Linked DNA regions of Homo sapiens: all the other regions are linked to region 1. Evidence: chromatin loops called from intact Hi-C (ENCODE). Cell type or tissue: heart right ventricle. All regions are shown on one strand.

What was found. Peaks named below come from ENCODE experiments on the same cell type or tissue, not always from the same donor. Only the 100,000 strongest peaks of a DNase experiment are listed, where the experiment ranks them.
Region 2: a loop joins it to region 1, with 16 times the contacts of the local background. A loop is called at or near these places in 36 of 110 quality-filtered maps.
Region 3: it touches region 1 in a loop (23-fold over the local background); 53 of 110 quality-filtered maps call a loop at or near these places.

The regions. Positions count from the first base shown.
Region 1 is chr1:3,421,071-3,429,070 of GRCh38, forward strand. PRDM16 (PR/SET domain 16) reads left to right here. Exons shown (of 17, transcript NM_022114.4): 13 at 4,511-4,680; 14 at 4,981-5,155. Among named protein-coding and RNA genes, the nearest start is that of ARHGEF16, 30 kb to the right of the region's middle. RefSeq lists an enhancer at 1-94. In heart right ventricle, a CTCF peak has its summit at 3,806 (motif pointing left); DNase peaks (open chromatin) are centred at 2,591 and 3,801; H3K27ac peaks cover 3,117 bases.
Region 2 is chr1:2,871,437-2,879,436 of GRCh38, forward strand. No RefSeq gene overlaps it. Among named protein-coding and RNA genes, the nearest start is that of TTC34, 74 kb to the left of the region's middle. In heart right ventricle, a CTCF peak has its summit at 4,670 (motif pointing right); a DNase peak (open chromatin) is centred at 4,680; H3K27me3 peaks cover 4,530 bases.
Region 3 is chr1:2,818,870-2,826,869 of GRCh38, forward strand. No RefSeq gene overlaps it. Among named protein-coding and RNA genes, the nearest start is that of TTC34, 21 kb to the left of the region's middle. In heart right ventricle, a CTCF peak has its summit at 3,305 (motif pointing right); a DNase peak (open chromatin) is centred at 3,292; H3K27me3 peaks cover 4,139 bases.

The DNA.
Region 1 (8,000 bases):
CGGGGGCTGCACGCGGCCCGTGCATGTCCTTTCTTTTTTAGTTGTATTTTTACGGCTGGGTTTCAAAATCTCTTCTTTCTTCCTCTTCCCTCACTTTTACAGTCACCAAAAGCAGATCCCCCTGTAGTGGCTGCAGGAGACCTCACTGGATCCTAGGAAGGATGCCGCTGCCCAGTGCTCAGGGGCTCGGGGGCCCTGGCCACCCCCCCTGACCTGCCCATACTCTGTTGTTCCCCTGCCAATGGCTTCTCTGGGAGTGCAGCAGGCACGGTCACAGCAAGGTCCTCTCAAGGCCCTCCGCATTGCACCAGGGCCAGGCTACCCTGCACGTTCTCCTTCCTTTTGGAGCTCACGGGCGTGTTATTTTACGCAGTGAGACCATCAATTTCACTGGCCGCTTGTCAGCTTATTTACAACGCAGACCCCAGCTGCTCGGAGAACTCTGCTCCCTCGCAGCCCTGGGCTCACGGCTCCCCTAAATTTCAAATGGACTTCTCTGTCTGGGCCATTTATTTAGATTAGAAGCAAGAGAGGGCCACGTTCAGGGCTCTCTGCAACCAAATTGAACGCACAGCCCTGTTCGTGGCTCTCCCCGGCCCCAGAGCTTCACACAAGGGACTTGCTCTCCAGTTTTATGAACAAGCTTCTTTTCCAATCCCATTTCTTACCTCGGATCCACAATTGCTAGGGTTTATGCAAGAGCCATTAGGTGGACTTTCTGCAAAAGTCTCTGCATTTCCAAAGAAACCAGGAACTGAATGAGCCGTGTTTGAGCACACATGCAGACAGACAGGCAGACACACAGGCAGGCGGACAGACAGGAAGATAGGCAGGCAAACAGACAGGAAGACAGACAGGCAGGCAGACAGACAGGCAGGCGGACAGACAGGAAGACAGACAGGCAGGCGGACAGACAGGCAGACAGACAGACAGGCAAACAGGCAGGAAGGCAGACAGACAGGTAGATGGACAGATGGATGGACAGACAGGCAGACAGACAGGCAGGGCAGACAAGCAGGAAGGAAGATAGGCAGGTGGACAGACAGATGGACAGACAGGCAGGCAGACAGGCAGACAGACAGGCAGGGCAGACAGGCAGGAAGGCAGATAGATAGATAGGTAGGCAGACAGACAGATGGACAGACAGGCAGACAGACAGGCAGGGCAGACAGGCAAGAAGGCAGACAGACAGGCAGGTGGACAGACAGATGGACAGACAGGCAGGCAGACAGACAGGCAGACAGACAAGCAGATGGACAGGCAGGAAGGCAGATAGACAGACTGGCAAGCAGGCAGACTGGCAGGCAGACAGACAGTCAGGCAGGCAGACAGATTGGGCTGCCTCAACATGCCAGAGGGGCACATGGCCCCAGCTGGGTGGGAAGCCTCTGGCTGGGCAGAGCCTGAATGCTCAGACTGGCAGGTGCTTTGCATCCGGGCTGGAGACGCAGAGTCCAGTGTGTCCTTTCTCAGCAGTCAGTCAGCCTCAAAAGCATGGCGGTCCCAGGGCCAGGCACCACCATTCCAGTCTAAGGATGTGTCAGGGTGGGGGATGTGAGAAAATGCATTGGAGGGTGTAAAATCCCTCCTTTCTGGGAGATTGTGTGGGACACGTCGGGTAGGGGGGCACCCAAGCATCTCCAACCCTGCTGCCGAAAGGGCTCCATCCTCGGCCTTATTCTTGTGTGAGTTCACAGGCCGAGTCAAACAAAACTGCAGCGCCGCCCAGGGCAGGCTTTGTGGATGGCCAGTCCAAGCCAGGGCGCTGCCTGTCACTGGGCTGTGGGAGGAGACGCTGGGACCCGGGTGCCCGGAGGCAGCTCAGCTGACCCGGGCAGGAGCAGGGGCTCCCAGAGAAGAAGCCCACAGGCCAGGCCCCTGGGATCAGGAGCAGAGAAGGCTGAGGGTCACTTCGGGGAGCTCAGGGACTTCGATCACCAATGCTTCTTTTCCTGTCTACTGTTGAAGAGGCCAGAGTGAGCCTGGCCTCCGGCAAAGGTTGGAAGGTTCAGGAATTGAGTGGATGAAGCCTTAGGGCAGCACCAGGGAAGTTTGCTGGGACGAAGTGGGATGGGGATATGCCTCGGCCAGGCGTGGGAGAGGAGTGCCCTTCTCCCAGGACTGCCTCCCGTTCTCTAGGGGACCCATTTTCAGACTTGCTAGGTTTTACCAGGCAGCCTGGGGAGTTGGGGGAGACTCGCAGGCTCTGAGATTCCAAGGACAGTTTCTCACGGCCGCAGCCCCTGCACGTGGGGAATGCTGAGCTCCTGGGCCCGGCAGCAGCACCCGGAAGGTGTGGGACTGAAGCTTCCTGCCTTGGGGAGGCCCCTGCGGGTGTGTTGATGGCAGGTCAGACTCCCTCGCCAGGCTTTTGTGATAGCAAACACCAGCCCAGGCCCCTCCTGTACAGGGCAGCACCGTGCCGAGAAGGCCGAGCCACACAGCCCCTCCCGGTCTGGGAGGCCAGGACTCCCGAGTGTCACCAGGCACGTCCCCATCCATGTGACAAGGGCATGTGACCAGTATGCTGCTCTGGAGCGGGCCACCGGCACCGGTCGGGGCGGGGTGGGGCCTCTCGGAGTCCTGTCCTCTGTGGGAACGAAGGCCACTGTGCTTAGAACAGCCACACCCACTCCGGGTGAACAAACCCTGCCCCATCCTGGTGCCTCCACAGAGGCTCCCACAGAGGCCCTGGCCTGGTCTCCAGCTGCTACCAGGCCCCCCCGGCCAGGATCCTGCTGCAGTGGGTAGACTTTCTGTGTGCTGTGCCATGGGCATCATGGAGCTTGCTTTGTTTTCAAAATATGAAAACGCATGATCATATAAACAGAATGTTCAAGTGCGTGTGTGCCTGTGGGATCAGATGAGCACCGCTGCGGGCGTTCTGATGACCAAGAGCACACACAAGTGTGCACACACAGGCATGGCACACACGCACATGCCAAGCACCCACGTGCAACTGAAAACCATGCAGTCAGGGTTCCCTTCACCGTCGCCCAGCCCAGCCGGGTGCCTCTCAGTAAGCCAGTCCCAGCCCCCCGCCGGATGCCCCCCAGGGAGGAGGCTGTCTTCACAGAGGCAGCGCACGTGCATCTACAGAGCTCATGGGGTTCCTCCTTAGCTCATCCCCAGCTCCCCCTCTTCGTTTCAGGCATGATTTTCTTGCTGCTCAATGCACATGTCGCTCAGGCCCCCTAGTTCTCAGCCCCGCTCTCTAAAAATGGGAGAGAACAACCCTCCCTTTCCCTGCCTGCAGGGTCACCACGTGTGGCTGTGAAGGTCACTCCCAGCCCAAGGGCCCCACACTGAGGGGAACCCTCCACACGCAGCCCTCCTCGATCGCTCATTATGACGACTTTCCAGCCGCAAGGGGCCTTGCTCTGATAAACTCAGGGTGTTAGAGTCCTGCTCTGCCTGATGCCGTGGAGGCCAGATGGAGGAAGGGGGTCTCATCCCAACTTCCCCACGTGCACGGTGCAGGCCGGCAGCAGCCCTGCCCACCCTGGGGGAATAAAGATAAACCGAGCCCGGGAGCTGGCAGTGCCCAAAGGGGCCAGTGTGGTCTTTGTGTCCTTAATAGAGGAGGCAGCCAACAAGTGGCAACATCCAGGGCAGCCCCCAAGCCCTCCATGAATGGACTGGCAAACTGAGGCTCCAAGTGAGGTGGGGCCTGCCCAGGGGCCCCCAGCCACCTCGAGGGGTGGAGGAGGAAGGTCACAGGGAGCTGGTCTGGGAGCTGGTCTGTGGAGCCCCTCCGGCTGGGAAACTGGCCTTGCCGAGTGTCTTTCCATGGAGCAAGGCCGCCCTCTGGAGGCTGCAAGGAGCATGTCGCCCTCCGGCTGCAGACCTGCCGGCCCCGCGGCCTGGGGGCCAGGGAGACCCAGACAACAGAGGGCAGGAGACGCCGGAGGGTCGGGCGCACCGCCTGCCCAGGGGACACGGGGCACACTCCAGGGGGATCCACCAGCCAGCCACAGAACAGTAGGAGGGTGAACGCCTGCTTGCTTTTTTTTTTTTTTTTTTTTGAGATGGAGTCTCGCTCTGTCGCCCAGGCTGGAGTGCGGTGGCGTGATCTTGGCTCACTGCAAGCTCCGCCTCCCGGGTTCACGCCATTCTCCTGCCTCAGCCTCCAGAGTAGCTGGGACTACAGGCGCCCACCACCACGACTGGCTGATTTTTTTGTATTTTTAGTAGAGACGGGGTTTCACCATGTCAGCCAGGATGGTCTCGATCTCCTGACCTCGTGATCCACCCGCCTTGGCCTCCCAAAGTGCTGTGATTATAGGCGTGAACCCCTGCTTCTTGAAGCCGGGGCTGTTTCTAGGGACAGCTTCCCCAGGATGCCTTTGGCTCTGCAGCTGGGAGATCCAGCAACCTCCGGGACACGGCGGGGCAAAGCTGTGCACGGGGCACGGGGCAGGGGCGCGGGCTCCCTTCCCCCCACCCTCTGTGGCCCGGCCTGCCATGCAGAGCCGGGGCCTGCACTGAGGAGCGCGTGTGCCCCTTCCAGGTGTAAGTACTGCGACCGCTCCTTCAGCATCTCTTCGAACCTCCAGCGGCACGTCCGGAACATCCACAACAAGGAGAAGCCTTTCAAGTGCCACCTGTGCAACCGCTGCTTCGGGCAGCAGACCAACCTGGACCGGCACCTCAAGAAGCACGAGCACGAGAACGCACCAGGTGGGCCACGCGGGGTGGGGCAGCCCCCAGAGCACCCACACGGGCAGGCCCCACAGAGGGGGAGGGGGAACAGCAGGGGAGTGGGCGCCGGGCAGGGAAGAGGGCCACAGACTACCCCTCAGGAAGCCAACAGGCACCCCTCAAACCGTGGTCATTAAAGAGAACCTCGTGCTCTCCGGTGTCCCTAAGAAACCTGCCTCCCTAACAGCACCCCAGGTGTACCCCGTTCGCGGTTGGTTTGCCCCACGGAGGGAGGGGTCCAGCGAGAGGCCGCCCCCTGATGCTCCCGCCCCTCCGCAGTGAGCCAGCACCCCGGGGTCCTCACGAACCACCTGGGGACCAGCGCGTCCTCTCCCACCTCAGAGTCGGACAACCACGCACTTTTAGACGAGAAAGAAGACTCTTATTTCTCGGAAATCAGAAACTTTATTGCCAATAGTGAGATGAACCAAGCATCAACGCGAACAGAGAAACGGTAAGAAAACTATCGCGGGCTGGGGAAAGTCTGGACCCGGCCAACAGCCCTGCGTGGCCACCCTCAGAGGACATGCACCTCCACCCCAGCACCAGCCCCTAACACATCCAGATAGGCGCAGTGGGGGCCTCACCACAGAGGGTGAGGCCCCTGGGCTCTGGGAACCTGGGGAAGCTGCGCTGTCTGCCTCAGTTCCTCCACCTGGAGAGTCATGAGAGTAAGCACCCCTGGGCTTATGACCTCACTGTTAACATATGTGTGTGCAAAACACTAGCCAGGTGACCGAGCCGGGCACAAGTTCAGCTGTGCCGCTGACACTCAAGGACATTTTGATTTAATCTGAGGCACTAAAGATTTCCAAACCAAAATGCTGCACCTTTATACACACATGTACACACATACACATGTGTACACATGCACGCACACACATGCACACATAGGTATGCCCCGTGTACATGTACACATTCACATGCACATATGCACACAGAGATGCACGTTTGTATACATGTGTATACATATGCCATTGATGAATCCTCACTTGTTCCTCACCTGGCCTTGCTCTGGGAGCTGCAGTTTAGGGGATCGTGCCTGGGGACAGGGCAGGACGTGCCTGGGGACAGGGCTGTGGTCTGGGCATGGGCAGTCCAGGAACTGTGTGCTCTGCCCTTTGCGTGCAGGTCCCCAAATACGGGCATGCACGTGCACTCATGCACACACGTGTACATAACATGTGCGTGCATAAACATGCCTGCCTAGATCTACACACACGCATATGCACACATGCAAGTACATGCACATGGACAGTGTGTGCACATACACATGCGTGACGGACAGCCGTGTGCGTACACCTAGAGACACATGTACACGCATGGGCGCACGTGCGTCTAGACACACAGCAGCAGAACGATGGTGGAATTCGGATCCAGGAATGTCGGCGCATGCTCTGTGCAACCTGGGATACCAGGGCTCCGTAGGCCTCACTTACTCTGGGGGAGCCTTCAGACACCCCAGCGGGGCTGCTTCCTTTGTGAAAGCTAACACCAGCCAGCTGGCAGAGAACCGAAGGTGTTCCAAACTCCAAGAGGCCTGAGGGGGTGATCCCCTGATTCTACAGAAGGGAAAACGGGGCCCACAGAAGTGGGGTGTCTTGCTCAGGCCCAGAACCTAGAGCCAGATCCCAAGCTTTTACCGCACTGGCCATGGGCGGTCTAAGGCTCTGTACCCACAGGGCCCAGCTCACTCCCCACCACCTCCAGTAGGTGAAGAAGAAGCCCCCTGAGACCCCAGCTCCCTCAGAGCCCATCCCCTCCTCCAGGGCAGGGCTGCGTCTTCCTGTCATTGCTTCTAGGAGAGTGGGGGTACCTGGGAAAGAGGCATCCAAGCAATAAACACAGGAGGCAGTTGGACACTGGCTCTGGCAAAGCCACGTTCCAAATCTGTGCCCCTCCTAGGAAGGTGAGCTCACCTGTAGGGCCCTCAGCATCTTCATCCATCAGAGCCCAGAGCGGGCTCAGAGGAAGGGGCGGGGGGAGAAGCTGGCTCTGGGCCGTGGTCCCAAAAGCCTCACCTCCACCCCAGTGCAACCCCACCTACTCTGCAGCCCCCAGGCTGTCCCGGCATTCCCCAGTGGGCTCCAGGAACGATGGCCTGAAAGGAACTCTGCCCTGGCCACGCTGAGACAGCCGCATGGGAGCTGTTCGTGTTCCCTGCAGCTGCGTGTCAGACCCATGAGCGCCACAGGCCAGGCCTTACCTACGCCCCACAGCCCCGTCCCCAGGCACAATCCCCTAAGCTGCAGCTCCCAGAGTAAGGCCAGGCGAGGAACAAGTGAGGATTCATCAATGGCATCCTTGCCGGGGTGGGCCCAGGACCAGGAGCGTGTGCGGAGGCTGAACCACCTGGAGGACAGCAAGGCCCCCCTACCCCGAGCTAGGGTGCAGCCCGGCCGCACTGCAGGAGACCCACCAGGACCCCGAGCTAGGGTGCAGCCCGGCCGCACTGCAGGAGACCCACCAGGACCCCGAGCTAGGGTGCAGCCCGGCCGCGCTGCAGGAGACCCACCAGGACCCCGAGCTAGGGTGCAGCCCGGCCGCACTGCAGGAGACCCACCAGGACAGAAGGCTGTCTCTAAGAGAAAGAGATGTGGCCGGGCCTCCCCCTCGCCTATGGCAAGGCCCACAGTGCCCTGCTTCTCACAGCCCTAGGGGTGGGGACGAGGGAGGCTCTCCACACCTCAGAACATACGGGCACAGCCGGCCTCAGACGGACTCAGACTCAGGCCCTCGGAAGACCCGTCCTGCTGAGGCAAGGTCCCCGGGTCCAGCTGGCCTGGTCCTGAGAGCCCCTGCGTCACTGACGAAAATGAGAACAGGGCAAGGTGGACATAGGCAGCCAGTCCCTGGGGTGGCGGGAACGTTCCCTGGGCCTCCTGCAGAACCAGCTCCTGCCCTCCGCCATCAGGAAGGATCCAGTTCTGTCAGGAGTCCTGGTCCTGCAGCCCCGTGAACCCCTGAGTTGAATCATGTCCCTCAGCATTCCCAGGTGGAAGTCCCAGCCCCCGGTACCTCAGAATGGGACTCTCTTAGGAGATAAGGTCTTTAAGGAGGGATTAAGCAGAGGCCACACTGGGTAGAGTGGGCCCCAATCCAGCGGCACTGACGGCCTCTTAAAAAGGGGGCACTTGGAGAAAATCACGCAGGGGAGAAGGCCAAGGGAAAATGGAGACAGAGGTCAGGGTGATGCGCCTCCCAGCCAAGGGTCACCTAAGAGGGACAAAGGTCACCAAGGATGGCCAAGGAGGGCCAAGGGTCACATAGGAGGGCCGAAGAGTGCCAAGGTTTGCCAA
Region 2 (8,000 bases), 550 kb before region 1:
GATAGCCAAGCTATCCTTCTGCCTCATGGTGCAGCCTTGGACTGCCCAGTTATCCTTCCGCCTCATGGTGCAGGCTTGGATGGCCCAGCTATCCTTCCACCTCATGGTGCAGCCTTGGATTGCCCAGCTCCTCTGGCTGTACTTCCTCCCCACACAGAGGAAAGCTCAGGCTGAGGTCAGGCCGGGAAGAGTTTTGGAGCACACTTCGTCTTTTGCAGTCTTCGCTTCCCACCTCTCACAGCCTCTTCATATTTTCCTCTCACTAAACTAAACACTCCAAAGCTGGAAGGGGCTACTAGAACATTCCTTCTAAGGGGTGGTGAAGGGACCTGGGGGGTGAGCTGATATGAGAAAGAGCCCTCAATTTACCACTTTGTGACTCATCCCTGACAAAGTCCCCAAGGGCTTTGGGCACCAGCCGGGCAGCTTGGCTGGTCAGGGCTGGGCCTCTGCAGCACCTCTCAGAAGCCTCCTGTCCTGAACATGCTTTTCCGGAGGGAGTCCCTTGGTTTGGTCACTCTCCAGGGCTTCTCTGTGTGGCTTGGAGGGGCCTGGGAGGACTGGCCTAGGCAGCTGGGTAGGAGCCCCCCTTTCTTCTCTGCATGTCCCAGGGGCCTTCTGGGGATGAGGACCGGGGAGCCAGGCAGAAATGGGGTTACGGCAGAGCATTTTCTGGTGGGTCCTCCCCGTGAGGCCTCAGGTGAAGCTGGCACTGCCCAGACACCTCCGAGACTCATCCCTGCCCCTGAGCTCCAAGTCAGGGACCAGGACCTGGGCCCCCAGCATGGCTTCCCTTAGGCCAGGGCATGACTGTCCCCAGCCTCTCTCTCTCTGAGTTGAGGGGTGCCCAGCCACTGCTTCCCACTTTCTTAATTGCAGCTTATCCCTCTGGCAGGGGTGCGGGAGGGGCAGCATGAGCCAAATGTCCACCTTCAGCCAGGGGTGACAGCGTGTGGAGGGTGTGAAACCTGGCCTGTCTGAGTGTTTGCTGTAGGAGGGCTCCTGTGTCCCCTGGCCCCCAGGCACTGGGGCTGACCCTCTGCTTTTCCAAGTGCTCCTCAGAGCCTAGGAAAAGGCACCTGTTACCCGCCCATGCCCTATTAGTATAAGCTCCATTTATTACAGCTGCAAGCTCTCCCCAGCCTGCCAACCTGAGGATTTTTTTTTTTTTGATGTAGTTTTGCTCTGTCACCCAGGCTGGAGTGCAGTGGTGCAATCTTGGATTACTGCAACCATCGCCTTCTGAGTTGAAGTTATTCTCCTGCCTCGGCCTCACGAGTACCTGGGATTACAGGCATGCACCACCACGCCCAGCTAATTTTTTGTATTTTTAGTAGAGATGGGGTTTCACCATGTTGGTCAAGCTGGTCTTGAACTCCTGACCTCAGGTGATGCACCCACCTTGGCCTCCCAAAGTGCTGGGATTACAGGCGTGAGCCACTGCGCCTGGCCAGATTTTTCTTTTCCCTTTCTTTCTTTCTTTCTTTCTCTTTCTTTCTTTCTTTCTTTCTTTCTTTCTTTCTTTCTTTCTTTCTTTCTTTCTTTCTTTCTTTCTTTCTCTTTCTTTCTTTCTTTCTTTCTTTTTTTCTCTCTCTCTCTTTCTTTTTCTTTCTTTTCTTTTCTTCTCTTTCTTTCTTCTCTTTCTTTCTTTTTGCCTAAAAAATGTGGAGCCCTAAACTGCAGCGTTATTTACAAGATGAAGTGAAACTAAGGAATGTGGCTTCCAGGCTGTGGCTCTGTCCTGGATATCGGCTCAGGAGACCCTTCCTCCTCCCCAACTCCCTGGGCCTGGATTCCTCTGAGGGCTGTGCTGCTGTCCTGGGGTTGGAGTCTCTCTCTCTCTGTCTCCTGGAGGTGCCCTGAGGCGATGCTTTAAGGTTCCTCTGTCCTAGGGCGATTGTTGGCGTAGGTTTAATCTCTGCTCTCTCTTCCAGTTCTGCCCCCTCAAGGAAGCCCTCCTGAAGACCCTGCGGCTCCACCAGACCCTCCTCCTCTCTGAGTCCCTGGATGGATCCCGGGGGGTTTCCGAATTCTCCCCTGGGTGAGTCGACCCCTTCCACTTGCCCTCTGAGGCTGTCCGGGCCTGGAAGACAGAGACGGCCACTCCTCAGGTCCCCCCAGCCTCCGCCCAGGCCTGGGACAGGCAGCCACTGGGGAGAGAGGTGAGACTGTGATGGCTCACGGGCAGCTACTGGGCAAAACCACGACGATGGCAATGATGGCAACAATGGTGATGATGGTGACGGTGACAGGAATTGCTCCCCTGGGGTGCCCGCAGTGGCCCCGCACCTGCCTCTCCCTGTTTAATCCTGTAGTGGCTGCTGGACATGGGTTCTCTCTCCTCATCCTATGGTCTCAGACAAGGACGCAGAGGTGTTGGGAGGCACTGCTGTCTGTCCAGCCTGCCTCTGGAAAGTCTAGCTGGAGGCGGTGCCGGAAGGTTGGGCAGGGGTAGCCGTGGGGCAGAAGGAGGCCTGGTGAAAACACAAAATGTGAACAGCAAGGTGGCTTCAGCGCATGGGTTTGCTTAAGTCTCAGAGTCAGGAGCGGCCAGCCAGGGCAGGCAGGGGCCCATCCCAGCATTACCTGGCCTCCCTGAGTGGCTTGGTTGGGGGGCAACCATGGCTCTGAGCTGGGGTGATGCAGGATTGGGGGTCTGTGTGGAAAGGGGGCACCCGATGCTCGTTAAACGAAGCCTTCCTCATGCGACAGAGGCAGCGGCACGTTTCACCCAATGCTATTATTAAAAATGCAACCAGTGCTTTTGTATGGAGAACAACCCACCTGCTGGTCAGCCTTTGCCCCACACCCTCTGGCAGAAGCATAGTCTGTGCCAGGAACTAGGGAGGGCTGGGAGTGACGGCGGTGAGGTCCTGAAGAAAATAAAAGGGAAAAACACAGGTCCTGTCCCAGAATATCTTGGAGTAGGAAGGAGGGGCCAGGGTTGAAGGGCTGTTAAGCCAGGAGGACTTCTTGGAAGAGGCGGTATTTCACTCAAGAGCAGTCTAGCATTTCCCTCCTACCGTCTCAGGTGTAATTTCCTTTCACTGGGAAATATAAAACCCCAACGTAAGGCAGGCGGACCCTTCTCTACCCTGGTGGGCAAAATTCAGAGGGGTCTAGGGGAGGATGGTCAGCCCCCAGGTCAGAGTCTACAGGACACGGCCCCTGTGGGTGTGCATGTGAGCCATGTGGGTGCTGGGTGGGGCAGAGAGAGGCCCGGGGCACTTAGTTCTCTGTTGGGTGACGTCATGGTTTCAGCTCTGCCAGCTGGGCTTGGAGTGGCCAGTGGGCTGCAGGCATCAGCTGGCCGACGTCTGCGTCCTGCAGACACAACATTAGAGAGAGGGGGAAGGGGGAGTTCTGGCACTTCAGAGACCCCCGAGGACTCTCTATCACTCCTGTTTGCAGGGTGGAGGGGAAGGGCTGGCCTTGCAGGAAGCCTGGGGGAGGGTGCGTCCGGCTGGCTCTGCCAGATCGTCCCTGGCTGGGCCACCCAGGCAGGACGGCACCTCCCGGGCCAGCTGGCTCCTGTCCATCCTCGGTTTCCCTCCCTCCGCCCCACATCATGGCGCAGAAAGTGGGGCAGGCGCTGGGCTCTGTGGTGCTGTGTCTGGGGTGAAGACCCTCTAGAAGGAGGGGCAGGGTGGGGCTCACGGGGCTCCTGTCACCCAGCCCCACCCGTGACCCACACAGACGCATGGCAGATCTCACAAAAGGTGACTCCACAGGCTTTGGACCAAATCCCAAATTTGCTTCCAAGAGCCTCTGTTGATAGAGCCGGGCTCCTCTCTGGGGTCGGTCAGGCCTCCATACACCTCGAGAGTTTACAACTCTATCGCTAAATCGAAAGTTGGCCTTGGTTTTAATTCCAAGGGCAAACCACATACTGTGGGGGGAATCCCGGGAATGCGTTTTAGGGCGATTGCCAGCGAATGTGTTTCCAGGGCTCCCCACCCCTAGAGACGGCCTGGGTGGGTCCAGGAGCCCCTGGAGGATGGGCTTTCTAGAACTCTCCGCCCCAAGGTGTTCCGGCAGGTTCCCTCACACCAGTGCTTGTCACCTCTGTGCAGCCGTGTGGGTTATGGGTTGGCATCTGTCTCGTAGCTGCAGCTTTTGGGGGCTTTTGCAGGACCCAAGACCCTGCTTCCTCTTTCTGTTTGAATGGAGCCGCCTGGTGGCCTGGCCTGGGGTGCTCTTGGTCCTGTGGTCTGGAGGACGAGGGGCTCCTTGAGGCCTGGGGTCCCATCCATAGGATGATGTCACAAACCCACTCCCGTTTCCCGGTGTGGGGCCGGGCCCCAGGTTAGCGTGCTCAGCTGAGGAGGGGCCAAGGAAGCTCAGGAGCCCCATCAGCCTCTCTTAGGTCTTCCCCGCTTTCTGGGCCTCCCAGTGGGTCCTGGACACTGTATCAGTGCTCTGTGCTGGACTCCTCTCTCCCCGGGGCTCTCCAGGCACTCTTCCAGCTGCCGTGGGCAGGGGTGGCCGCTGGGAGACAGAACGTGGCCACAGAGGCCTGGGCTGAGTGGCTAGCCTGGCCTGGAAGCCGAGGGTGCCCTGGCCCCTGCCCTGCTCCGGGCCCCGCTCATGGGAAGGGTCCTCAGACCCTCGCACCCCGCAGGAATCTGCTGCATCCGCAGAGGGAGTTGGGCCCGGTGCCGCCTGGCCGGCCAGTAGGTGGTGTCTCTGGCCTGCTTTCCAGCGCCTGGCCTGCCTTTCCCGCTCGCTGGCCTGCCGGCGGCCGCCCGCACCTCCGCGCAAGCTGGCCACATCTGGAAATGTTTGATTTGATATAGTGTCGCTTTACATTGCAGAAATGAGCGTAAGCGGTTTTTTAACCCACCGAGTGAGAAATGCGATCTGGGTTTTACTGCCGACCCTTTAAATAAAAAACAGATCACTTATTAAACCATTATCTATCAAGGATGGGGGGTGGGTGTCGAGAGTGGACGGGGATCCGGCGCAGATGGAAGGGATGCGGCCTCTGTCTCTTGGCTGATGGAAGGGTTGGGGGCCCGGGCCGCTGGCATGTCACTCCCAGGGGATGAGGGAGGGAACCAGGTGCCCACCGCCTGTCCCATCCACCCTGTGCCAGCTGCTGCCAGTGGAGAGGCGACACTTTCCTTGCTGGAGGAAGGGCTTAAGGCTCACTGGCCTGGCTGCTCACCGGCCCTGAAACGGAGGCTCCCCATCAGAGTGGGAGGGGAGAACTGCAGGGGCTGACCAGGCCACGGTTGCTGGTCCCAGGGCAGGGGTCCCCAAAGCCACAGGAGAAGGCATGGACCTGGCTGTGCTCAGGGGCTCCTTGGCATCCCTCTCCTCAGAGTCCTCTCTCCCTTGACCTTGGCTTTTGAACAGAGCTGGGTTCCCAGTTCAGGACCTTTAACTCCGTCAGCCACCCCTGGGCTCGTCTTTCAAGGAGGGTTCCGGGGTTTCAAAGGTGCCTCACATGACCCTGCCACGTGGTGACTCAGTGGAGGGGCCGTCCCAGGGGTGCTGGGCTGAAGTGGGCCACATGCTTTGTCTCTGGCCACGGCCTCGTGTGTGGGTTGTGCGGATGGGCCTGTCGGTGACCAGCACTTGGTCCAGGGGCCTGGGGCCCTTCCCGGGGTTGTAGACACATTTCTACAGCTGTGGGCCGGGCGCCGCTCCACCGGCTGGCACGAGCCTCTGCTGCCCACTCTGTGCCTGGTTCCTGGCCTGCTGGGAACAGGAGGAGCTCCGGGAGCGTGGAAGGTGACCAGTCCCCACCCGCATGGGCGTTTGAACTGTTCTGTGCTTTGAGTCGGGAGCCTCCTTGGAGTGGGGTTCAGTCAATGCTGCCCTATTCCTGCAGTATTTTTGGTAAGTGACTCCCTTCCGCTCTGTGGACATGCCTTTGGTAAGCTGACCAGAGTCCTCCTGGCGTTCCTCCACCTGGACACACCGCAGACGCACCCTGTCCGGTGTGAGCAGTACCCGTTCCTCAGCCGTGGAGCCCCTTCCTCCATCCTCCGAGAAGCTGGGGGCTGGTGTGACCCCAGGGGTTTCCCGAGCTGGTACCAGAGATGGTGTTGAGAAGATGGTCAGGCTGACCAGGCCCAGGCACAGAGGCAGAGTGACCTGGGGCAGGCGGCGTTGGGGACCGTCAGGAGGACAGAGGCGGAGTGGCCTGGAGCAGGCGGCGTTGGGGACCGTCAGGAGGACAGAGGCGGAGTGGACATGAGAGGATAGCATCCCGGGACACGGGTGAAGGAGGTGCCATGCTGATGGTGACCAGGCAAAGCCAGGGGCCAGGTTCTGAGGACAGAACCACAGGTTACGCGGCGTGAACAGAGCTCAGGAGGATGGGTGGTGGGTGCCTGCTGAGCTAGCTGGGAACTGGGCCTGGGGCCGGCTCTGCCGCAATTCCACGGGAATCTGCAAATCCCCAGGCCTCATTGCAGGTTCTGTGGCCTGTCGTGAGACAGAGGGAGGCACGTGACCATGTAGACCCACTGGGCCTCGAGACCTCTGGGCTGGGCACTGCCTGGGCAGGAATGGGGTTCACGGAGAGCTCCCACCTCCAGGGCTGGCAGGGAACAGGGTGTGTGGCTCCCCAGGAGGGTTGGCTGCCACCATCTTTGCCCTCGTCACTCAACAACCCTTGGTGGGGTGCAGAGACCTGAGCTTGGGGGAGTCTCAGAGACACAGACAGAGCCAGCACTGGTCATCTAATGTCTGGGGACAGCTCCTGGCAGCCGGGCCCATCTGCGTCACCCACCTTCTCTGGGCAGGGCAGGCTGGCCCTGGCTGCTGGCTGTTGTGGGGGTGGGCCAGGGGTGGCCAACGGATGGGTCTCAGGAGACCAGTGAGGGGTGGGCTGTCCAGGAAAGGAGGTGGGCCGAGCGGACAGAGAGGACCCTGGTAGTGGAGCGGAGGCACGCAGAGTGGGGAGGCGGGGTGAGGTCCTTTCGGGGCAGCCGTCCTGGGGCTGGTTTCTGTCATGTCAGTGCCCCTGTAGAGGGATTTACTGAGCTCATGACTGGTCCCCTGGCATGGCAGGGTGCTCATAAGGACAGCCAAAGTCTCCTGTGTGTGCGACAGCTCTCAGCAGCCCCCGGCTTGGTCCTGACTGCACTGGAGTGGGAGCCGTGTCCCCAGTCTGCAGGTGAGAAAAGGGAGGTCTAAAGAGGGTGAGGGGCTGGCCCAGGGCCACACAGCCAGAAGGGGCGGGTGCAAGGCTGGGAAGCACAGGGCGGTGCTGGGCAGGATCCCAGGGGTTGGGTGCCACTGTCAGGGGCCCCAAGTCCCTCTGGCCCCTCGCACACAAGCATGGCCACCGAGGCTGGAAGGGCAGCAGCGTTTCTGTGCCACGGCCGGGTCCTTCAGCCCCCAAGGGGACAGGGAGGAAGCCGCCTCACTTCCCACCTCTGGCAGCCCCTGGGCCTCTTCAGCGAGGGTGACCACAAGGTCACGGCCTCCCCACCGTCCCCCGGTCATGGGGCTTCCAGACAGCACACACCTGGATTGGCTGCCCCGTCCTCGCTATGCCCTGCTGCCCATAGTGGCTTGGCTTGGACAGATTTATCTGAGCTGTCACAGCCAATAGAAAAATGGGGCCGCCCGAGCCACCGTGTAGTTACAGTGACCGAGCGGGCACTGGGCACACGTGTGATTTATGGGTCCTGCTGGACCTGGTGGGCCTGATCCTGACACTACAATGTGGCCCCTGCATGCAGGTCCCCGAGGGGCAGACCGGGGGCCGCTTCTGACCTTGAGCTGGATTCTGGGCCGCAGCAGGGACCCTCACGAGTGTGCAGGGGAGTGCTGTGAGTCAGGCCCCCCGGTGCAGCCGGGGCCACTCCTTGGTGGGCCCAGGGGCACCCAGGCGTGGGCTGGCTGGGGCACAGGGTCTCCAGGAGGCAGCCTGGACTCAGGGACAAGATGTGGCTCAGCTGGGGACGTGGGCGCCTAGCTCAGGGGACAGCTGGGTCCCTGAGTTCCTGGTGGCCAAGGCCTAAGCCAAGGCGGGAGGCTCG
Region 3 (8,000 bases), 600 kb before region 1:
CCTCAGGTGCATGCCATCCATGTGAGTGCGCATGTGTGCGCATGTGTGTACCCCAGGCCATTAGTGAAACCTGACACCTGGACAGCGCCATTCCTAGGCAGGTGCTCCCACAGTCCTATCCTGCCGTGTCTCTGATCTCAAGGCACCCTCCAAGGGTGGCTGTATTTCCCCATTTGGACAGATTTATTGGAAAGCTAATTTCAGGGTCCTCATTTGCATGGGCCTCTTCCAGGCACTGTGCGTAATTTTATATCCTTTCTCTTAAAGTGGGCTCCCAAATTGAAAAGCTTCACGCCTACAAGACCTCGGTCTGCCCTATTCTCATTTTAAAATGGAGGAGACGGAGGCACAGAGAAGTCCAAGAATTTGTGCAGGGTCATGTGACCAGTGCCTATGTTCAGTGATCCAATCATTGCAGCCCCTCTCCCTACACACACCTGAACACACACACCTACATGCACACATCACACTGGCGCACACACACCTGCATGGACACATGCACACCCACACACATCTGCACACCCTGTATGCACACACCTGGAAGCTACACACACTTGTATGCACACATTTGCACACCCCACACAGGTGCACACACTTACCTGCACAAACCCACCTGCATGCACATGAACACCCAACACACCTGCACACACACCTGTATGCACCCACATGCACACCCCCACACAACTGCACACACGCCTGCACACCCACACACCTGTGTGCACACACATGAATGCACACACCACACACCTGCACACACATGAACAGCCACACTGCACGCACATGTACACACACACCTGCACACACACCTGTATGCACACACATGCACACCCCCACGCACCTGCACACACACACACACCTATATGAACACACATGAACAGCCACACCTGCTGGCACACACATGCACACACACATACGTCTGCACACACACACCTGCATGCACACCCCTACACCTGCCGTCATACACACCAGCACACCTGGTGGGCACCCTTGTCTGGCTCTGCCACACAGCTGTCTTTTCTGGGGATGCCCTGTGAACCCCAGGATAGATGCGGCCTCTTCCTTTCTGTTCCAGAAGGAGCAGCTCTTTCCCTCCTCCTGAGTCTGACCTTGCCATGTCCTGACCTTGGGACTCAGCTCCCCTGCCCCGCCCAACCACATCTCTTCCCTGGGTGCAGCGCCCAAGCGTGTGCCTATGGGGCTCTGGAGTCAGCGCATCTGCGTCCACGACTGACTCCACTACTTCCCCGTCCCTTTGCTGCCCCGTGACCGATTCTCCATGTTTGAAAGTGGAGGCATCAAGATCTCCCTCCCAGGAGGACGAGAGTGAGTGAGTGAAGCGAGAAAACCATCTGCAACTGCTCAGCCCGAATTGCCGCTCAGCCCGAATTACCGCTCAGGCCGAATTACCGCTCAGCCCGAATTACCGCTCAGGCCGAATTACCGCTCAGCCCGAATTACCGCTCAGGCCGAATTGCCGCTCAGCCCCAATTACTGCTCAGCCCCAATTACTGCTCAGCCCTCATGATCCTTGACCTGCACTGGCTCCAGGACCTGCCTTCACTTCAGGGGCCTCGGTTTCTCCCCATGGCAGTGACCCCAAGTCAGCGGAGAGGCCCAAAGAGTCACTCACAGAGGCTGCCCTAGGAGTCCTAGGTGTGCAGTGTGGGCCTGGCCCAGCGCCCTCCATGCTCCTACCACTGTGCATGTGGGTCCCAGGCCAGGGGGCCAGGGGTCCAGGGGTCGGGGGTCCAGGGTCAGGGTCTTGGGGTACCACGGGCTGAGGGGCTGGAGGCCAGGGGTTCAGGGGACCAGGGGGCCAGGGGGCCAGGGGGCCAGGGTCAGTGTCTTGGGGGATAAGAGACTGAGGGGCTGGAGGCCAGAGAGCCAGCAGATGGGGGGTCCAGGGCATTGGGGATCTGGAGGCAGGGGGCCAAAGTGCTGGACCAGGAGGACTGTGCGGTAGTGGCCCCGCATTCTTAGCAGCCAGGTCTCTGGTGAGGGGTGGAGGTGAGCACAGCCTTGGGTCTGAGTCCTGCCCGTGTTCTGGCCAGCGTCCAGCTGCATGGATGTTCCAGGAGTGATGGTTCAGGGGACAGAAATGGCCCAGCTGTTGCCGTCAGGACAGATAAATAGTTGACCCTGATGTTTTTCCCACCAAGACCAACAGGCCCCTGTCTCTGGAGCCAGGAGCCGCTCAGCTACATCGGCTGGCAAGTTTTGCCGGCTGCCTGCTGAACCCTGGCATCTTGAAGGGGCTATGGCTGGGGGCGGCACCAGGGTGGGACACAGAAGTCAGAACCTCCGAGCCAGGCTTGGCATTCAGCTCTAGAGAACAGCACAGCCAGGTCTCAGGGGGCCAAGGAGGGTCCCAGGGCCAGTGCCAGGCCTCTGTGGCTTCTGGGGAACAGTGGGCTGGGAAAAAGAGTCTGTGAGCTTGGGGGTGGCTGCTGGACACTGGTGGAGTCAGGCCTTGCCTGCAGTTCCGCCTGACTCTGCAGAGCCCTGCAGCCGCGTGTGCTCAGATGCAGCACCCAGGGAAGGGTTCATGGGTGGATGGGCCTGGGGGGAACCAGTTTCTAGGGGATGGCCCAGCAACGCGCAAAAGGGAGACCCCTGAAGCCGGCCGGCCTGTTCCGGGCACGGCTGCAGCCGGTCCTCGCACTCACCTCCCTTGCAGACAGACCCACTGAAATCCCCAGCCCACCTGGGAGCTGCTTTGGGGAAGAGGTCTTATGGGGTCTAAGGGCGGTCCCAGCCCCACCAGCTGAGGCCCTGCTCAGCCCTCTACTTCCCCTGCACCAGACACCCCCTTCTGGGCCTCCCTCCAGAGCGTCCCTGCCTGAGGCAGCCCCCGGATCACTGCCCTGTGGGAGGATGAGCTCTTGATAGGGGCCGGCCAGGACATGGGGCCTGGGGCTCCAGGCCTCAGTTTCTCCATCTGGGCAAGGGGGTGGGGAGGGCACTGATGCTCATGTGGCTCCCTCTGTCCAGGGTGAGATGTCCCCTCTGGAGAGAGGTGCTTTCACTCAAGGTGGGCACGTGGGGGCCGAGCAGCTCCACCTCCAGATGGCTGTCTCTCGGCTGTGCCTCAGTTTTCTCCTCAATGCAACGAGGCTAGCGATGCCTCGGCCGAGGCTGTGGAGGGAGGGACTGGGGATCCCTCCAGAGTTCACGGCGACTGCTCCTGAGTCCTGGCCCTGCCCCTCTTGGCAGGCGCCCTGGAGGGCCCAGAGTGTGCACTGGGGCGGGGCGGGTGGCTGCTCCACCTCCTCCCGCGGTCACTGCTCGTGGACACCAGCAGAGGGCGGCCACGCACCACGCACAGCTGGGCTGTCCACGCCGGAGCCCCCCTCCAGGTGCGAGTCAAGGGGAGGCTGGGGAGGGGCTCAGGCCGCAGGAAGACCACTGCGCAGGGCAGGGGAGGGGCCTCAGACCTGGACCTGGGGTGGGAAGGGTGCAGTGGGGACCCTGGCCGGTGCCCTTGGAGCTGGGCCTGCACTGAGCATCCTCACGGCCCACATACCGGGCTTGGGCTTGGGGGGTGCTCGAAAGCACGGCCACCCAGGGCTTCTCCAGGGCGTGAGGAAACAGGGCAGGTGGGCAGGAGGTGCTTGGGCGGCAGGGCCTGCGGCCACAGGGGTTGTGGTCTGGAGTCCAAGTGCAGCCCCCATCCAGCTTCCAACCATGGTTGGGCCGCAGAGGGCAGAGGGGTCCTGCTGTTACTCCTGCAGAAGTTTCCACCAGCTCCTTCTGACTGGATCTTCCCCTCCACCTGTCCTCACAGGGGTCTCTGCTCCACTGGACAAGCATTGAAACATGTCTGGGGGAGGGGCTGGCCTCCTGCTCACGAGACCCACACAACATGGTGGGTGCAGCCCATTCTCCTGTCTGGGGTCTAGAGTGGACAGAGGCTGGGAGGTGGTTGCAGGACAGGAAGGGGGTGCGTGGCAGCTGTGCCGTGAGCAGGTTGTGCTCTCCAGACAGGAGGGCCCTTGCAAGTGGCGAGTTCTCAGGGGTTCGGGGACCTTGGTGCCGGACGAGGACCACTCCTGAAAGAGAGTTTGTCTCAGGCCTGGGGGAAATGAGAGCGCAGCCCCATCCCCACGTTAGGCCAGGACTGAGGCAAGCTGTCCTTCAAGCTGACGAGGTCACCCTGAAAGGGTCGCAAATGAGCACTGGCCCCCAACCCCCTTCCTCACCAGTCCCCCGCTGCAGTGGACAGGGTGGGGCTAGGGCTGGGCTTCTGGAAACCCATAGGGCACCTGCCTTAAAAGCAATGGAAAATGCCGGGGGCCTCTGAGAACAAAGATGTCCATCGCAGTGTTATTTACGATGCCGGAACTGGAAACAACCAAGTCTTCAAAACTGGAGGAACAGCCGAGAAACTATTGCACAGACATCAAATGGAATTTTATTCTACTAACAACATGAATGATGTGTTTTTTCCTTTGGCTGCTATAAAAATTGAAATAAACTTAAGGCTTAGAACCACACATTCCTTATTGTAGAATTCTGGAAGTCAGAGTCCTACAATGAAAGTGTGGCAGGGCGGGTTCCTCCTGGGGGCTCGAGGCGAGAATCTCTTCCTTGCCTTTTCACTTCTAGAGATGCCCATGCTCATTGGCTTGTGGTTCCTCCTCCGTTCTCAAAGCTGGCAGCACAGCTCCTTCCAGTCCCTCTCTCTGATCTCTGCTTCTACACCCGCATGTCCTCCCGCTCTGACCCTCCTGCCTCCCTCTTAGGAGAGCCCAGTGATCACACTGGCCCCACCTGGATAATCCTGGATAATTTCCTCATCTCAAGAACCTCAATTTAACCCCCTCTGCACAGTCCCCTTTGCCAGGCGTGATGGTTACTTTTATGGGTTAACTTGACGGGGCTGTGGGGTTCCCAGACACTTGGTCAGTGTGACTCTGGCTGTGTCTGTCTGTGAGGCTGTTTCTGGGTGAGATTGACATTTGAACAGGTAGACAGGGTAAAGAAGGCTGCCCTCTGTCATGCGGGTGGCCTCACGCAACCAGGGGAAGGCTTGCAGAGAACTAAAGAGGTGCCCCTCCCCAGATAAGAAGGAATTCACTCTGCCTTCAGCTTTAAGGAAACCAGGGGCTCCTGCGGGGTCTCGAGGCTGCAGATGGCAGATGGTGGGCTCCATTGGCCTTCCTGATCCCCTTTCCCCCCGACACACAGCCTGCTGGTTTTGCTTCCTCAGAGAGCCCTGACGAATGCGCCAGGTAAGGTTCCGGGGACTGAGACGTGGGCATCTGTGGGGACTGTCATTCAGCTGACCACAGATGGGGTGGACAGTCCTGTCATGTCCACCTGAGAACACGGCAGAGCAACCCAGAAGCATGTGCTCTGAGAGCTCACCGGGCCGTCTCTGGGTGTTGGGATTGCAGCTGACTGCCTTCCTTCTTTGGATATTTCGGGGTTTTCGTCTTCTGTTCTAATGAGGAAGTTCAATGTAGGTGGCACATCCCAGCCCCAGGGGAAGCAAATGCCCAGGAGCCGCTGCTGGGCGAGGCGTGTGCATTAGGCTGTTCTCGTACTGCTGTAGAGAAATGCCCATGTCTGTGTAACTTACAAGAAAAGCTCACGGTTCTGGAGGCTGTGTGGGAAGCACGGTGGCATCTGCGTCTGGGGAGGCCTCAGAAGGCTTCCAATCACGGTGGAAGACGACGGGGAAGTAGGTGCCTTATGTGGTGGGAGCAGGAGCAAGAGAGAGAAGGGGAGCTGCCACACACACTTTAAACAACCAGATCTGTCGCTAAGACAGCACCAAACCTGGAGGGCTCTGCCCCCAGGACCCAAGCACCTCCCGCCGGCCCCACCTCCAGCACTGGGGATTTCATTTCCACACGAGATTTGGGTGGGGACAGCTATCCCATTGATACCACCTTGGTTTGGGGCTGCCCTGGAGCTGATGCCTGGGGGGCGAATCCTGGCTGCCTCTCCTCCCTCTGCCCCATGTCCAGGTGTTCTGAGGTCACCTGGGGCTTATTCTGCCAAAAGAGCATCTCGGTGAGTGTGTGTGTGTGTGTGTGTGTGTGTGTGTGTGTGTGTGTGTGTGTGTGTTTGGGGGGGTGGCACTAAGGGGTCAGCCAGTACAGGGGGTCCAGGAAGGAGGTGGGGAGAAGACTCTGTCCCCAGGACCTGGGAAAGGGTCACAGCCTGCCCCTCTGGGCTGATGGGTGGGGGGACTTTGTCCCTCTGGTCTGATGGGGAGGGGGGACTTTGCCCCTCTGGGCTGATGGGGGGAGACTTTGCCTGGCTGATGGAGGGTGCTTTGTCTCCCACCAGGCAGCTTGGTCTCTCTGTCTGCAGCTCCCCAGGGCCAGGGCCAGGTGAGGGCATGCCTGGTGGCACCTTCCCTGGGGATGGAGAGCCTCTGGGGTCCATGGGTGTCTCTGACTGGGGGTCACCTGTGTGGTCCCCTGCTTCAATTTAGGTCCCCTGTTCTGCAGGCAGGGGCTTAAGCTCTGTGGGGGTGAGGGCTTGCTTTCCAGGGCAGAATGGGCTGCTGGAGGTGAGGTCAAAGTCAGGCTCCTAGAGAAGGCTGGGACTAGGGTCACCATTGGTAAGAAAAGGTAAAATGTAGTGTCTTCCCTAGATGGAGGGAGAAAGGGGCCAACTTACATGGCCGCGAGGGAACCCAGCCTGGCAGCAGGCTCCGGTCCACACCAACTCGAGGTAAATGCTGGAGAAGATCCCCAGCTGGGCTGCGGTAGGACCCCTCCCTGCAGCTGGTGCCACCCTCGGGGGCTCTGCCTCAGGACGCCCTCCACACTCAGCACAATAGCCCCTGACTGTTGATCTGGAGAGGGAGCTTGCAAACATTTCTGTTTGTTTCAAGCCAGAAAGCAGCAGTGGAGTGGGGTCGGTTTGCAGGGACTTCCACAGCAAAGCACCACAGCCTGGACGCTTACACAGCACTGTTCCCACGGCCCTGCAGGCTGGGAGTCCAGGGTCAGGGCGCCGCAGGGCTTGCTCCTCCAGGGGCCTCTCTGTGGCTGGTAGATGCCGCCTTCTCTGTGTCCTCACAGGGGCGTCCCTCCATGCATCTGTCCTCACCTCCTCCTGTAAGGACACCTGGATTAGGGCCCACCCTTATGACGTCATTTCACCTAAGTCACCTTTTCAACGCAGGGCCAGAGTTCAGCCCTAATGGGGGGGGGGTTCAGCTTTCAGAGGAACCCCCTCTTCTGTGGCTCCCCCACTGGTGGGCAGAAGCCGGGCAGGGCATGGGGGGATGTTTGTTGAGGTGCAGCAAGAAAAACCTGCAGTTTCCCACACTGCCAGGCCGAGAGCAGAGACAGCTTGGCTGTGGTCAGGTTTTCTAAAACGCTGCTTCTTAGGGGCCAGTTTTCCTCAGTCAGGTCACCCCCCGCAGCCCTGGGCCCCAGGTGGAGAATGTTCTCATGCCTGTGCCAACAGGGGCTGCCAAGTGTAGGCAGAGAACGGCGGGCAGGTCTGCGCCACCGAGCTGAGTTTGAGGATTTCACACAAGACCTGGTGGAGTGGAGCGAGGACTCCACCCTGTGCTGGTTCCGAGCCCCTCAGGGGCGTTTGAGGAAGGCGCCTGTGGTCAGGACGCTGGTGGTGGCATTAACTCAACCAGGTGCTGGCCAAGCTCTGGCCATAGAGAGTGTTCTGGATCGCGCCTGCTGGGAGCAGCTGGGACAGGGCTCTCTGGTTCCCATGCACCGTGTCCTCACGTGGGGGTCCTGCTGTCTCCAGGCCTGGCCCTCCTGAGGGGCTTGAGGGAAGCCCAGCTCCCAGGTCAGTCCGGAGATCCCTGTCCCCTGGGCCATCTCCCTCGTCCAGGAGGTGTGTGGGGTGGACCAGGGTGGGGTCCACGTCCACCTAAGCTGAGGAGCCGACTTCCAACGGTGAGATTCTGCTGGAAAAACCAGAAAGCAAGAGGGAGACAGTGGCTGTTTCAGAGGCCATAGCCTGGCCCAGGTAGGCACTGCCGTGCCATCTTGTCTTTGTGCCAGCTCCCA